2 separate regions of the Homo sapiens genome follow, and region 2 is linked to region 1. Evidence: chromatin contacts called from ENCODE Hi-C or POLR2A ChIA-PET data. All regions are on one chromosome and are shown on one strand. Each heading gives the region's core, a stretch centred on a gene start or an enhancer-like site at or near the end of the contact. The rest is flanking DNA. Distances are from core to core; before and after follow the strand shown. Region 1 has its middle 20 kb from the start of TNIK. Region 2 has its middle 97 kb from the start of TNIK.

Region 1 (6,863 bases), core at 2,082-4,581:
TAATTTGGGTTTCCCTGAAAGCAGATACTGAGATAAGAACTTTTGAGTGGGTAGCTTATTTTTGAGGTGATCCTAGGAAGCAGAAATGTGGGAGCTGGGAAGTTGAGACAAAGAAAAGAGGAAAGCCAATAAAGTGGTTTTTAAGGAGTGGGTTTCCACTGTGAGCAACTGTGGCTTATGTCTGCTGGGCATTGCTAAGGAACTGAGTTGACCATGCTCCAGAATTGTCCCATCAAGGGATGAGAGGCTACAGTGTTTATCCATCAACTTCTAAACCTTATTGACTGAAGGTTCCCTTTGGGGGTCAGTATTAAAGCTACCCTCCTCTCTTCTTTCTCTTGCACTTTTGGGCTCTAGGATCCAGATGAGCAGCCTTCTATGGCTGTGGAGAAAGCCCTGAGGCCAAAAGCAAACAAGCGCCAGGAGTGTGCCCTCAAGGTGTGCACAGGAAGTGTATGGAATGTGCATTGAAGTTGCTCTAAAGTCAGGTGGGCTGAGGCAGGTGGTTGAGAGACCATCAGTGTCTGTACGTACTTCTTTTGTACTTAAAACCTTCTCCATATAAAAACAAAACAAATAACACATCAAGCACACACACACACACACACACACACACACACACAAACACACACACACACACACACACAAATCTGCAGCAGGAGCAAAGCCTTTCCTTTGGCTACTACAGAAAAGCAAATTAGTATTTTAAATATTATATTAAGTTTAGAATGTGAATTACAGAGGAGAGAAACATTTATCTAGACAATTCTTCATTTGGCATCCACTAAAATTTAGGGATTGTCCTTTTCACACAAAGAACAATAATATAAAATTAGATGGCACTCTCAACATCATTAGTCATTAGGGAAATGCAAATCAAAACCACAGTGTGATACCACTTCATATTCACTCGAATGGCTATAATCAAAAAGATGGATGATAACAAGTGTTGGTAAGAATATGGGGAAACTGGAACCCTCATGTATTGCTGGTAGGAATGCAAAACAGTACAGCCACTTTAGTAAAAAGGTTGGCAGTTTCTTAAAAAGTTAAAGTTCCCATATGACCCAGCAATTCCACTCTGAGTAAGAAGATTGTATACATATCTTTATATAAAAACTTTTAACATAAATGTTTATAGCAATGTTATTCATAATAGGCAGAAAGTAAAAACAACTCGAATGTCCATCATCTGATTAATGGATAAACAAAATGTGATAAATCTGTACAATAGAATATTATTCAGCCACAAAAGGATTGAAGTACTGATACATGCTGTGACATGGATGGATCTTGAAAACATAATGTTAAGTGAAAGAAGCCAGTCACAAAAGGTCACATATTATATGATTCTATTTATATGAAATGCTCAGAATAGGCAAATAATCTTTTTTTTTTTTTTTTTTGAGACAGAGTCTCACTCTGTTGCCCAGGCTGGAGTGCAGTGACGCGATCTTGGCTCACTGCAACCTCCACTTCCCAGGTTCAAGTGATTCTCCTTAGGCAAATTCATAATCTTATGCATAAACATTCTGTACTTGGAGACAGAAAATAGATTAGTGGTTGCCTGGGGCTAGGAGTGGGAATGGGTTTTAGGATAAGACATCCCCAGATTCAACATTACAGGCTCTGATACGTTGGGCAATGTATTGAAAAACTCTTGACCTCAGTTTCCTCAACTATATAGTGGAAATAATAATACCAACCAACTGTGGAGATTAAATTGAGCATGTAAATAAGGAGTCTGATAGAAGAGACACATTTAGAAAATGGTAATTATTATTACTTCTGCTACTACTACTATTATTATTATTATGAACAAAGAACACAGGGTGAGGACCAATGCAGCATAAGAGACACAAAGGCTGAAACACACGCCGGGCGTGGTGGCTCAAGCCTGTAATCCCAGCACACTGGGAGGCCGAGGTGGGCGGATCACCTGAGGTTGGGAGTTAGAGACCAGCCTGACCAACATGGAGAAACCCTGTCTCTACTAAAAATACAAAAAATTAGCCAGGCGTGGTGGCGCATGCCTGTAATCCCAGCTACTCGGGAGGCTGAGGCAGGAGAATCACTAGAACCCAGGAGGTGGAGGTTGTGGTGAGCCGGGATCGCACCATTGTGCTCCAGCCTGGGCAACAAGAGCGAAACTCTGTCTCAAAAAACAAACAAACAAACAAACAAACAAAAAAACCACACACTAGAAAGTGGGCACAGAATCGTTGTGGAGAGATTGTCTGTGTTAATAATTTGATCATTCTAAGGCATTGAGGACTGTTTAAATTCAATTCCAGCTATCAACGAGGTAAAATGTGTTTTAAAAATAAATATGGAGAAAAATAGAAATTTTCATGGAGAAGTGAGGGGAGCAGATCACTTCTCAAAGACTGTAGAGAGACTTTACAGACCTCACGGGTAGAATCTCAGCCTTAGAATTAGGAATTATAGCAACAGCTAACTTGGCTAACCATCCCCCTGGGCCAGTACTCTTACAGACATTATCTCATTTATTCCACTTGATAATACCATGAGATAAATGCTATTATATCCCCGTTTTTCTAAATAAGAAAATAAATACTTCGAAGACTTAAGTAACCTTCCCAAAGTCATACGGCTGGAAAGGGGCTGCCTCAATCCCAAGCATGTGGTCTGCCAAGAAAGGGAGGTGCTGGCAAGGAGGAAGGAATGACAACCAAGAGGAATCTTGAAGAGGAAAGGGGTAACCTGTGGTCATTCCATTTAGATGGCCTCATCCAAGACTGTGACCTTCACACCTCCCAGCTGCATTCCCAATGTGTTCCCTGTGTACCCAACTCCAGGGGCACCATTCACAGATAGTACACTGTGAGTAGCGGCAAAGCAGCTGCCTGCTGCCATCATGTCATCATAGGTAGCAAAGTGGCTTATGAAAAGAAGATTGCAAGGTAAGTGTGTGTAGTGGGTACTGGGACAAAAAGAAAAATTGGAAAGGGATTCTGGGGAATGTGATAAGGAGTGAACTAGAAATAAATGAAGGATCAGGTGGCAGCACTCCACTGAGGTCAGGAACAGGGAAAGATACAGGGTTCGCTTCATCAGGAAGGGAAGGAAAAGGGAACTTTGGTTTAGAGACTTTAGGAGAGATACAAAGCATCCCTTAACAGTTCTAGGACTCTTAGAACAGGGAGAGAGAGGGCTGGGAGTTCTGTGTGAGAAGGGACTGAGAAGGTGGAAGGAAGAAAGCCACAGAAAAACCGTGCCCACTGCATAGTTTCACCAGACTATTTCTGAGCTTTTTTGTTGTTGTTGTAGATGGTGAGGTGGAAAAGAAAACAGGTTAGTGATTGGTCCTTTTACTTAAAAAAGAAATACTCAGGAAGTTTTGATGACTCAGTAATGAAAGTGATAATGTTTTTGAAGTGTGAAGCATGTAAGATGAATTTTTTTGTAGTTGTTTTTTGTTTAAATTGGAAATGGGGCTATTTTTCCACCTATGAAAGATATATTTCAATTATGGAAGATGATATTTCTACCCACAAGTCAGTTTGGCAACAATGCATTGGATTTCACCTTTGATTTTGTTTTTTTGGGTTTTTTGAGACCATGTTTCGCTCCTGTCACCCAGGCTGGAGTGCAATGGTGTGATTTCAGCTCACTGCAACCACCGCCTCCTGGGTTCAAGAGATTCTCCTGCCTCAGCCTCCCGAGTACCTGGGATTACAGGCACCCGCCACCACGCCTGGCTAATTTTTTGTATTCTTAGTGGAGACGGGTTTCACTATGTTGGCCAGGCTGGTCACAAATTCCTGACCTCAGGTGATCCACCCACCTCAACCTCCCAAAGTGCTAGGTTTACAGGCGTGAGCCACCGCGCCTGGCCCTTGCCTTTGATTTTGGATGGCCAGGCTCTAAATGTTTCAACCGACCTCTGGTGGTTATTCTCCTGGTATGCCCACTACAGTATAGATGTGCAGTCTCCACCAACTCACCAAATGACTGACTGACAGACAGGACCAGTCTCAAAACCCTATATTAAGGTTTAGTCCCCAGCTAAAGTTATAATAATATTTTTAAATTACGGTAAACCCAATAACCATATCTGAAATTTCTCAGAAATTCTAAAATAGCTTTTAAAAAGATCTTAAAATGGAAGATGAATCAATTCAAATACATTTGAGAAGACCTATTCACGGTGGCTTAAAATCCAATATTTGCATTCATGGTGAAATTCTTAAGCACTTTTCTGATGAACGTTAATGGGATTAAAGCTTGTTCTGGAAATCATTTACTGACCTATCCAACTGACTACTAGTCAAGGATTGAGTGAACTTTAGACGTTCTGTCTTTTTCAATCTGTCCTATATTGAGTATCTTACCAGTCTCTTTTTCTATAAAATAAAGCAGTGAATATTTGAATGAACTTGTTAGGGGCCTTTTTTCTTGCATGATATAAAAGCATTGTGGTAATAAAACTTCCATATATGTTCATAATTAAATGATCAGAAAAGTTTTCTTAAATAGCACGTAACAAAAATAATAATGATTCTTTAAATATCATCTAATACCAGGTCATATTTGTATTTGTTGCTGTATTCAGGTTATCACTAAGCTTACTAAAATTCAGGAATCACAGGCCTCTGTTATACAGAAACTCAATAAGGTAATAACAAGCTTTGGCTCTTTTCCTAAAATAGGAAAATCAACATCCATGATAAAGGCAAGAACGTCTTAATCCATGAGCTCTAAACTTTTTTTTTTTTTTTTTGAGACAGAGTCTCCCTCTTGTCGCCCAGGTCAGAGTGCAGTGGCACGATCTCAGCTCCACCTCCCGGGTTCAAGTGATTCTCCTCCCTCAGCCTCCCAAGTAGCTGAGATTTCAGGCACCCACCAACACATCCAGCTAATTTTTGTATTTCTAGTAGAGACAGGGTTTCACCATGTTGGCCAGGCTGGTCTCGAACTCCTGACCTCAGATGATCCACCGGCCTCAGCCTCCCAAAGTGCTGGAATTACAGGCATGAGCCACCACGCCTGGCCCACGAGCTGTAAAGTTTTCTTAGTTTTGGAATACTTTTGATAATTTTGAAGCTGTGGACCATCTTCCTCAGAAAAATGCACATATGCAGACATCAAAAATGTCCACAATTTCAGGGGGGTTCATGGAGCACTTGAAGATCATGTGAGGGTCTAGGACTCTGGTTAAGAACACATGCTTTAAATGTTCCTTCTCAGTTGGTTGCTCTGCTGCTGTTACTAAACAAGAAGGACGCCATCAACAGGACTTGCACAGGCCGGTCGCAGTGGCTCACGCCTGTAATCCCAGCAATTTGGGAGGCTGAGGTGGGCAGATTACTTGAGGTCAGGAGTTCAAGACCAGCCTGGCCAATATGGCAAAAATCTGTCTAAAAATACAAAAATTAGCAAGGTGTGGTGGCACACACCTGTCATCCCAGCTACTTGGGTGGCTGAAGCATGAGAATCCGCTCCTTGGAGGCGGAGGTTGCAGCCTAGGTGACAGAGCAAGACTCTGTCTCAGAAAACAAAGAAAAACAGTTTGATAAATGTGTCCCAATGAAATTACGAAGAAGAAGAAAAAAAAAAGCAGGACATGCACATACCCTGTTTCTTTAGGAGAGAGCATGTGTCACTGCCACGCACTCCAGACCTGGTTGGGAGTACAATGTACAGTCACATGATGTAGTGGCAAAAGCAATGTACTTGGTGGCAGAATTAGATTCTGCCAGCCACTCTTTCAATACTTTCAGAAAATCCATTTAGCCCTTTGGGGAGACAAAGATACGGCTAAGGTTAGGAATTTGTACTGCACGGAGCTCTAGAGTATTACTACCTCCATTTTACAAATTTGGAAACTGAGAATTAGAGAGGTTAAGTAATGTATCTAAAGTAACATGCAGCTCATAAATATTCAGCCAGGCTTCAACATCAGGCTTGTCTGAATCTAAAACTCATGTTTTTTGTGTTTTTTTTTTTTCCAAATTACACCTTTAGTCTTTAAACCGTGCATAAAATAACCTCCTGGGAGTGGTTAGCTGCAGTAGTTTGAAGGCAAAGGTTATCTTTGTCCCTATTGGTTTTATATATCTGACTCTTTTTCTTTTTCAACTTTTCTTTTAGAATCAAGAGATACATGTGCAGGATTGTTACAGAGGTATACTGCATGATGCTGAGGTTTGGGATGTGACTGAACTCGTCACTCTGGTATTGAGCATAGTACCCAAAAGGTAGTTTTCAGTCCTTGCCCCCATCCCTCTCTCCCTCTTCTAGCAGTCCCCAGTGCCTATTCCTATTTTATGTCCACATGTGCCCATTGTTTAGCTCCCATTTGTAAGTAGGAACATGCAGTATTTGGTTTTCTGTTTCTGTGTTAGTTCACTTAGTTAGCATAATGGCCTCCAGCTATATCCATGTTGCTGCAAAAGAATGGTTTCATTCTTTTTTATGGCTGCATAATATTCCATGATGCAAATGTACCACATTTTTTTTTTTTTTGAGACAGAGTCTTGCTCTGTGCCCAGGCTGGAGTGCAGTGGCACAGTCTTGGCTCACTGCAAGCTCCGCCTCCCAGGTTCACGTCATTCTCCTGCCTCAACCCTCCAGAGTAGCTGGGACTACAGGCACCCGCCACTACACCCGGCTAATTTTTTGTATTTTTTGTAGAGATGAGGTTTCACCATGTTAGCCAGGATGGTCTCAATCTCCTGACCTCTTGATCCACCCACCTCGGCCTCCCAATGTGCCAGTATTACAGGCATGAGCCACTGCGTCTGGCCCACAATTTTTTTTTAATTGAAAAAAATTTTTTGGCTAGGCACAGTGGCTCAAGCTTCTAATCTCGGCACTTTGGGAGGCTGAAGCAGGATGAT
Region 2 (6,863 bases), core at 2,262-4,761, 76 kb before region 1:
AAACGAAGAATATGGGTTAACAGCCAGCAACCTGGTGGACCTGAACTATTGATGCTTCTCTTCATTAGTAATCAATGGACTCTACATGAAGCAGATACTTCAGTAATGTTGGCTTGTTAGCACCTATCACAGAACCATACGTTGGCCTGTTTGGGTGGGGACCATGGAAGGAAAGACCTTTCCCTCCCACTCCACCTCCCTATTAAATGGGTGAATAGGGTCTTCACCTTCCCACTAACCTATAACCTGTATATTTGGTTTGATCAACCCAGAGCAGGAGAATCACCTGTGTGTGTTCCCACTCTCCTCCAATCTACCCCCACTTCCTTGCTGCATCTGGTTGAACTGAAGGGGCTGTCCTTTTCCCAAACCCTTTCTCCAGAATGTTGGGGGCAGGGGGCTCCAGGCCCTGTTTGCCATCAGGTTCCCATGGCACAGGCTCAGTCTGAGACGTTCCTCCCTCTGTGATTCAATGCCAAGTCTGCATTCTGCTTTCGTGTCTGGGGATATTATGATACCAGATTTATCTGGTTAAAGAAAAAATGCTTACCGGCTCATTTCTTTACTGGGGCACAATAGCTACTCTGAAAATCCTCTGAGGTTCACAAAAGCCTTATCTCCAAGATCAAAGCCTCAAGACCCGCAAGGATGGCTGCTCTGGTCAGGCCCACCTGATCACAATAAAATTCCACCGGAGTCAAAACTTTGCTTTGTTTTCATGCCTCCGCCCTCTGAGTCCCTGTCCCATCCCTTCCCAGCAGGCAGAAAATACCGGACAAACTAATTTTCCCATGTTCTTTGGAGATTCAACATGATGGCATTTGTAAAGAGAGGTATAAAAGGGTGATGCTTAATCCAAAGACATGACAGGGTGACTGTGGGGCCTTGGGTGTCCCTGAGGGGCTGTTTGACCAACTCGTGTTTCCACAGCTTTCCGCTGGGGATGCATCCTCTTCATTCCCACTGGAAGGGTTGGAGTAGGGAGGAAACCAAAATTCACTGAGCCCCACAATGTGCCAGGCAGGGTCCCAAGTGCTTTCCACATTTATTCCTCACAACACTGTTCACTAGGCATTGTTATCTCAATTTTAATATAGAATCACTGAGACTTCAAAAAGTTAAGTCATTGGCCCAAGGGGCACAGTCAGGATTTGAACCCAGGGCTGTTGATTTCAACATTACATTATAACCTTCCCATAAGACAAGGACTTATATATTTTTAAGAAAGAAAAAAGTGGGGGAGGGCAGCCGAGCGCAGTGGCTCACACCTGTGATCTCAGCACTTTGGGAGGCCAAGGTGGGCAGATCACGAGGTCAGGAGTTCGAGACCAGCCTGCCCAATATGGTAAAACCCCATCTCTGCTAAAAAACAAAAATTAGCTGGGCATGGTGGCACCCGCCTGTAGTCCCAGCTACTCGGGAGGCTGAGGCAGAAGAATTGCTTGAACCTGGGAGATGGAGGTTGCAGTGAACTGAGATTGAGCCACTGCACTCCAGTTTGGGCAACAGAGCGAGACTGTTTCTTGAGACTCTGTCTCAAAAAAAAAAAAAAAAATGGAGGAGGGAGCCTAAATGAGAGACATTCTGTGCTGTGACTTATCTGTTAATACAAATGTCTTTGCATGCAGTAAGCATTTTTACCTGAGCCCTTTTGCCCCAGGCATTGTGTATCCTATAGATTTAAAGGACAAGAAAAGTCTCCTCCAATCCACGTGTGTTGGTTGCATATTGCCTCTTCTGCCTTCCTTGTCCCTTTGCGGTTGCTTTTGTTCAGTCACAAGGGTGAGCCACAGAGCACCTGGAACAGCAGTCCTGAAAGTGTGGTCCCTAGACCAGCAACCTTGTCATCTCCTGGAAACATGCTGGAATTTGATTTCTTAGTTCCACCCCAGACCTGAATCAGAGATTCTGAGAGCGGGGCCCACAATCTGCATTTTAACAAGCCCTCCAAGTGATTCTGATGTGCTAATGCTTGAGAGCCACTGACCTAGAGAATGTCATTGGCATAAATCCTTGGCTCCATGCCCCCCCATCCAGTTTGTTGCTAAGCTTTGAGAATTCTGCCTCTGCCTCCTAGTTGGGCTGTCATTGTCCTACTTCAGGCCCTGTTAACTCCTACCTGCATTGCACCAGTAGCCTCCCCACCTCTCATCCCTCATTTTCTTCCAATCCATGTCACCCTTTGATACCATATCAGCTCTGTGCTCTGATGTTGCCATGCAACTGTTGGAAAAAAATTCCAACTGCTTAGCTTGATATTCAAGATCCTCCAAACTATACATCCCACTTTCATTTTTAATCTTATTTTATACTTACCCTTCCCTGTTTGCACCCTATACTCAAGTCTACAAAACTGCTTACTGTTTGCCACAGATTTGAACTTTCTCACTCTGGGCCTGGAATTGCCTCTCACTCATCCCACCACATCATTTAGGGTCCAGCTCAAAGACTCCTCCATGAGTCTTCCTTGAACATTCAAACTACAGAATCCCCCTCTTCTTCTTCTTCTTTTTTTTGGACAGAGTTTCACTCTTGTTGCCCAGGCTGGAGTGCAATGGTGTGATCTTGTCTCACTGCAACCTCCGCCTCCCTAGGTTCAAGCGATTCCCCTGTCTCAGCCTCCCAAGTAGCTGGGATTACAGATGTATGCCACCATGCGCAGCTAATTTTGTATTGCTTTAGTAAAGACAGGGTTTCACCATGTTGGTCAGGCTGGTCTCGAACTCCTGACCTCAAGTGGTCCACCCCTCTTGGCCCCCTAAAGTGCTGGGATTACAGGCATGACCCACCGTGCCCAGCCAGAGCCACTGCGCTTGGCCCCTTTCTTAAACTTATGTATAATTTATCTTTACTTCTCTTAGGGCTCTTATTAAATTATATAATATGTTTGCTTGTAAACTTGGTTTGTCTCCCTTGCTACTAGGTGTTAAGGAGTGGAGCTGTGTCTTTTTTCATCTTTGCATCTCCTACAGTATCATGCACAGTGGCAAAGCTTAATGCATAGTAGTGAATGAATGAATGAATGAATGAATGAATGAATGAATTGGATAACCTAAAAAAACCTGAATCCACAGTATGGACTCAGTTATGTTGGATTCATGTTAAAAAACTGATTTTCCACCCCTTATTTTTCTATAAGTTCTTATCAAAATTAATGATATTATTGTTATTTTTCTAACAAGGTATTGCCCATTTTATCTCCTTTCAAAACCAGGCCAGTTAGAAAGCACAGATTACAATATTATCAGGGATAACGGTGTCAGTAGAAGCCCATAGTTGCTCCCACAGTATCTGTGGCTTCAGTAGCAAAAAAGGATAAGAAAATTACATATTTTGTTGCTAACCTTCACCTTGAACAGCGTAATGGATAGCCAAACCCTAGCAGTTTCTCTTGCTAAGAATAAGGCAGAAACAACTCTCAAGGAAATGCTTTCTGGAACTTTGGAAGTCCCCAGTTACAGTCATTGGCCTGGCTTGATTCCAAAGTTGGGAAAGAGACTGCTCAGAGAAAATCACCTATATAGGTAGTGAAATACTTCTGCTCCGTTTTGATATCCCCATTCATTGAAGATCTTCCTCCATATGGGCTAAAAAGGATGACAGACGAGCATTTTTCAGGTCCTCAATCATCAAGCATGTGTGTTCAGCACCAAACAGAAACCAGAGCGGCAATCCCAGGTTTACCTTGCAGCAGGAAGCCTGTTGCTATGGAGACACAGATGTGCCTCCAGAGCAGTCATGATTCTGGCAGGTTTTAAATGTCCTTAGAAATCCAAAAGTTAAAGATACAATCTCCCCAATCACAGGCTATGGATTTCTAGCTCTGTGGGGCTTACCTTGCATCTTCTCTGTCACTTCACAATTGTCATTTCTCATGAAAGACTTTGTAATCTTTCTGAGCACTCACTTTTCAAGAGGGCAGTCAGCCCTTTCCCCCTGACCCTCATTCGGGCGGAGGAAGAAATAGGAAAATGGCACCCTCACCACGGAGTTGTGCCAGCTACAGCTTGACCTGAAGTGGCCTCGTCTGCTTCTGCCTCACTAAGCAGGACGATTTTCTGGCAGTGTGCAGCCCTTTCTGCTGTCACCTCAGCCCTGGGACTTGTCTATGATGTGTGCTGGCTCTAAGTGATAAGTCTCTGGGTGATCCTCTGTCATTTTTGCTTCCTTTTCTGCTGCATGAAGATTCTCATAAAAAGCACATGGATTTCCTAGGTCTGTATTTCATTTTGTGTCTATTGTGAAAGTCTTTTCTCTGAATGTCTTGAAGTGTCTGGACACCCTTCCTTTGCAAAAAACTCCATCATCTTCCCTACATCTCAAGATTAGGTTATAAATGGGAAGTTCATGTTGAGGTTGGTGTCACTGTGAGGCGGCCACCTGTAAGTGCCAAAAAGTACTGTTTGGGAGGAATAAATATTTAATAATATGGAAAGATGATCACTATATATTAAGATACAGGTTATGAAATAATTAACATTATAATACACTACATATACTTGCACATAAATATTTGTAAAAAGGGACCAAAAAGACCAACATGAAGTATTAACAATCCTTATCTCTCATAAGTAAGTGTGTTTTTTTTTTTTTTCATTTTTCTTCTAGGTACATATCTTTATTTTCCAAATTTTCTACAATGGACAGATTTTGTTTTGGTAATCAGAAAAGATGAGCAAAATATATTTTTAATTTTCTAAATAAATCAGCATCCCAATAAATAAGTTTGGATTCGTACATCCAGAAAGAAGAAGGATTAGTACATCTGGGGGTGCAGGTATACAGCATGATGCTTTGTGCTTAGCAATACAGGGCAGGTGAGCATGAACTCCTGGGACTTAGCACAGGCCCCACCCCTGAGGCAGGCAAGGCCCAGATTTCATCCCATTTCAGCCAGAGTTGACCCCAAAGAGCCAGTTGGGTAGCAGGTGATCCTCAGGAGTCAGGCACATGGGCTTTCTGCCTTAGTCAAATTTGGCAACTCAAACTATGGGGTAGGAGTAGTAGTGGCCCTCATTCTGAGGAATGGGAAGACCATCTAAGGAGCTGACAGGCGGCCCTGCCTTCCCTTGGCCCTTCCTTCCCGTAAGGATTGTGTTATGTATGCTTTTTGTCAGGGAACGGGCCAAAAAGGATCATTCCCCTTCTCTATCTCTTTAGGAGCAAACAACATCTCCTAGAAAGGCCAGTTATGTCAGGTAGATAGTGCAATACCCTCTGCTCCATCTTCATGGCCCAACTCACTGGAAACCTTCCTCTATTTGGGCTTAAAAAGATGACAAAGGACTATTTTCAGAGATCCTCATTTTTTTTTTTTTTTTGAGACGGAGTCTCACTCAGTCACCCAGGCTGGACTGCAGAGTGCAATGGTGCGATCTCTGCTCACTGCAACCTCCACTTCCCAGGTTCAAGGGATTCTCCTGCCTCAGCCTCCCGAGTAGCTGGGATTACAGGCATGCGCCACCATGCCTGGCTAATTTTTGTATTTTTAGTGGAGATGGGGTTTCACCATGTTGGCCAGACTGGTCTTGAACTCCTGACCTCAAGTGATCCGCCCGCATCGGCCTCCCAAAGTGCTGGGATTACAGGCATGAGCCACCACGCCCAGCCAATCCTCATTCTTTACATGGAACAATTCTAGAATCTATAGCCCAGTCATGGAGATAGGGTATTACCCCAAACCTCCTTTAGCATTAGAGCAATGGAAAGTCAGCCCCACCTGCTCTGAGGAAAGAGACTTCTGGTTTGGTGAAACTCTGAATGACTGAGTTAGGGGCTGTGGATGACCAGCAGCTGGGTGAATTAGGGAGCATAGGTAGGAGTAACAGGAATCAGCGTGGTCCCTGCAGCACCAAGGGACATCAACTTTTTATGGTAGAAGACATTCCTCAGAATTGGGGCATCTCAGGCCATACCACTTATTTATACCAAAGTCAACCCATTCTAAATCCAAACTCCCTTTTAAGGAGGTCTAAACCAACCTTAAAGGGATGTATTATAAAGATGGTTTAATCTCTAGAGATGGAGACTGAGCATTAGTATTTTTATAATCCTTCTGCTAACTCCAATGGGCAGCCACAAGGTCGAGAACCACTACTCTTGATTGATAGCAGATACTCCATTGAATGGCACCAGTAGGATCCTCACCACACCCATTACACCATGAGATTAGAGGTGGTGTTGTTCCTGTCTGTGTGGCCTGCTAGCCAGGTGTAACAGCTCTTCTCACAATTCTGTAAACAGCCAAGACTTTTAAAGTAAATTTCTTTTCTACCTAAATCAGCTGGAGTCATTTACTTTTACTTACACTAAGAACCTTGACTAACACAAACTCCAACCTCTATGTTGCCAAAACCCAATGTCCCTTTTCTGGCCTCAGCTTACTCAGCCTCTCAGGCTACATCGGACGCAATTAATCCATTATTTTCTTTCTGAAGCACTTCCAGAACACTTGGCATTTTGTGAGCACTCCAAATACTTCTCCAACTTCAGTAGTCCCTCCTTCTGTCTCCTTCTGATTCCTCTTTCTGTACTTTATCTCTAAATCATGGGTTTCCTTCTTTTTTTTTTTGAGATGGAGTCTCACTCTGTTGCCCTGGCTGGAGTGCAGTGGTGCGATCTCGGCTCACTGCAAGCTCTGCCTCCCGGGTTCACGCCATTCTCCCACCTCAGCCTCCTGAGTATCTGGGACTACAGGTGCGTGCTGCCATGCCCGGCTAATTTTTTGTATTTTTAGTGGAGACGGGGTTTCACCGTGTTAGCCAGGATGGTCTCGATCTCCTGACCTTGTGATCTGCCTGCCTTGGCCTCCCAAAGTGCTGAGATTACAGGCGTAAGCCACTGGGCCCAGCCATGGGTTTCCT

The links. Hi-C counts contacts between places; a loop is a spot of excess contacts on that map. ChIA-PET counts read pairs that join two places held with the same protein, here RNA polymerase II (POLR2A). Pooled maps may share reads with other maps.
Region 2: a loop to region 1 is called in a map with no recorded cell type, with 2.1 times the contacts of the local background. The contact joins two enhancer-like sites. A Hi-C loop is called at or near these places in 2 of 168 maps with a recorded cell type or tissue (heart left ventricle and naive thymus-derived CD4-positive, alpha-beta T cell), 2 of 37 single-sample maps with no recorded cell type and 11 of 50 pooled maps. POLR2A ChIA-PET finds 5 or more read pairs at or near these places in 2 of 52 experiments (T-cell and activated naive CD4-positive, alpha-beta T cell).

The regions. Positions count from the first base shown.
Region 1 is chr3:171,477,164-171,484,026 of GRCh38, reverse strand. No RefSeq gene overlaps it. Among named protein-coding and RNA genes, the nearest start is that of TNIK, 20 kb to the right of the region's middle. Within about 2 kb of position 3,331, at least 4 of the 41 ENCODE cell types and tissues checked have a DNase peak (open chromatin) inside an H3K27ac peak, as active enhancers do.
Region 2 is chr3:171,553,544-171,560,406 of GRCh38, reverse strand. No RefSeq gene overlaps it. Among named protein-coding and RNA genes, the nearest start is that of TNIK, 97 kb to the right of the region's middle. RefSeq lists a silencer at 3,974-4,268. Within about 2 kb of position 3,511, at least 3 of the 41 ENCODE cell types and tissues checked have a DNase peak (open chromatin) inside an H3K27ac peak, as active enhancers do.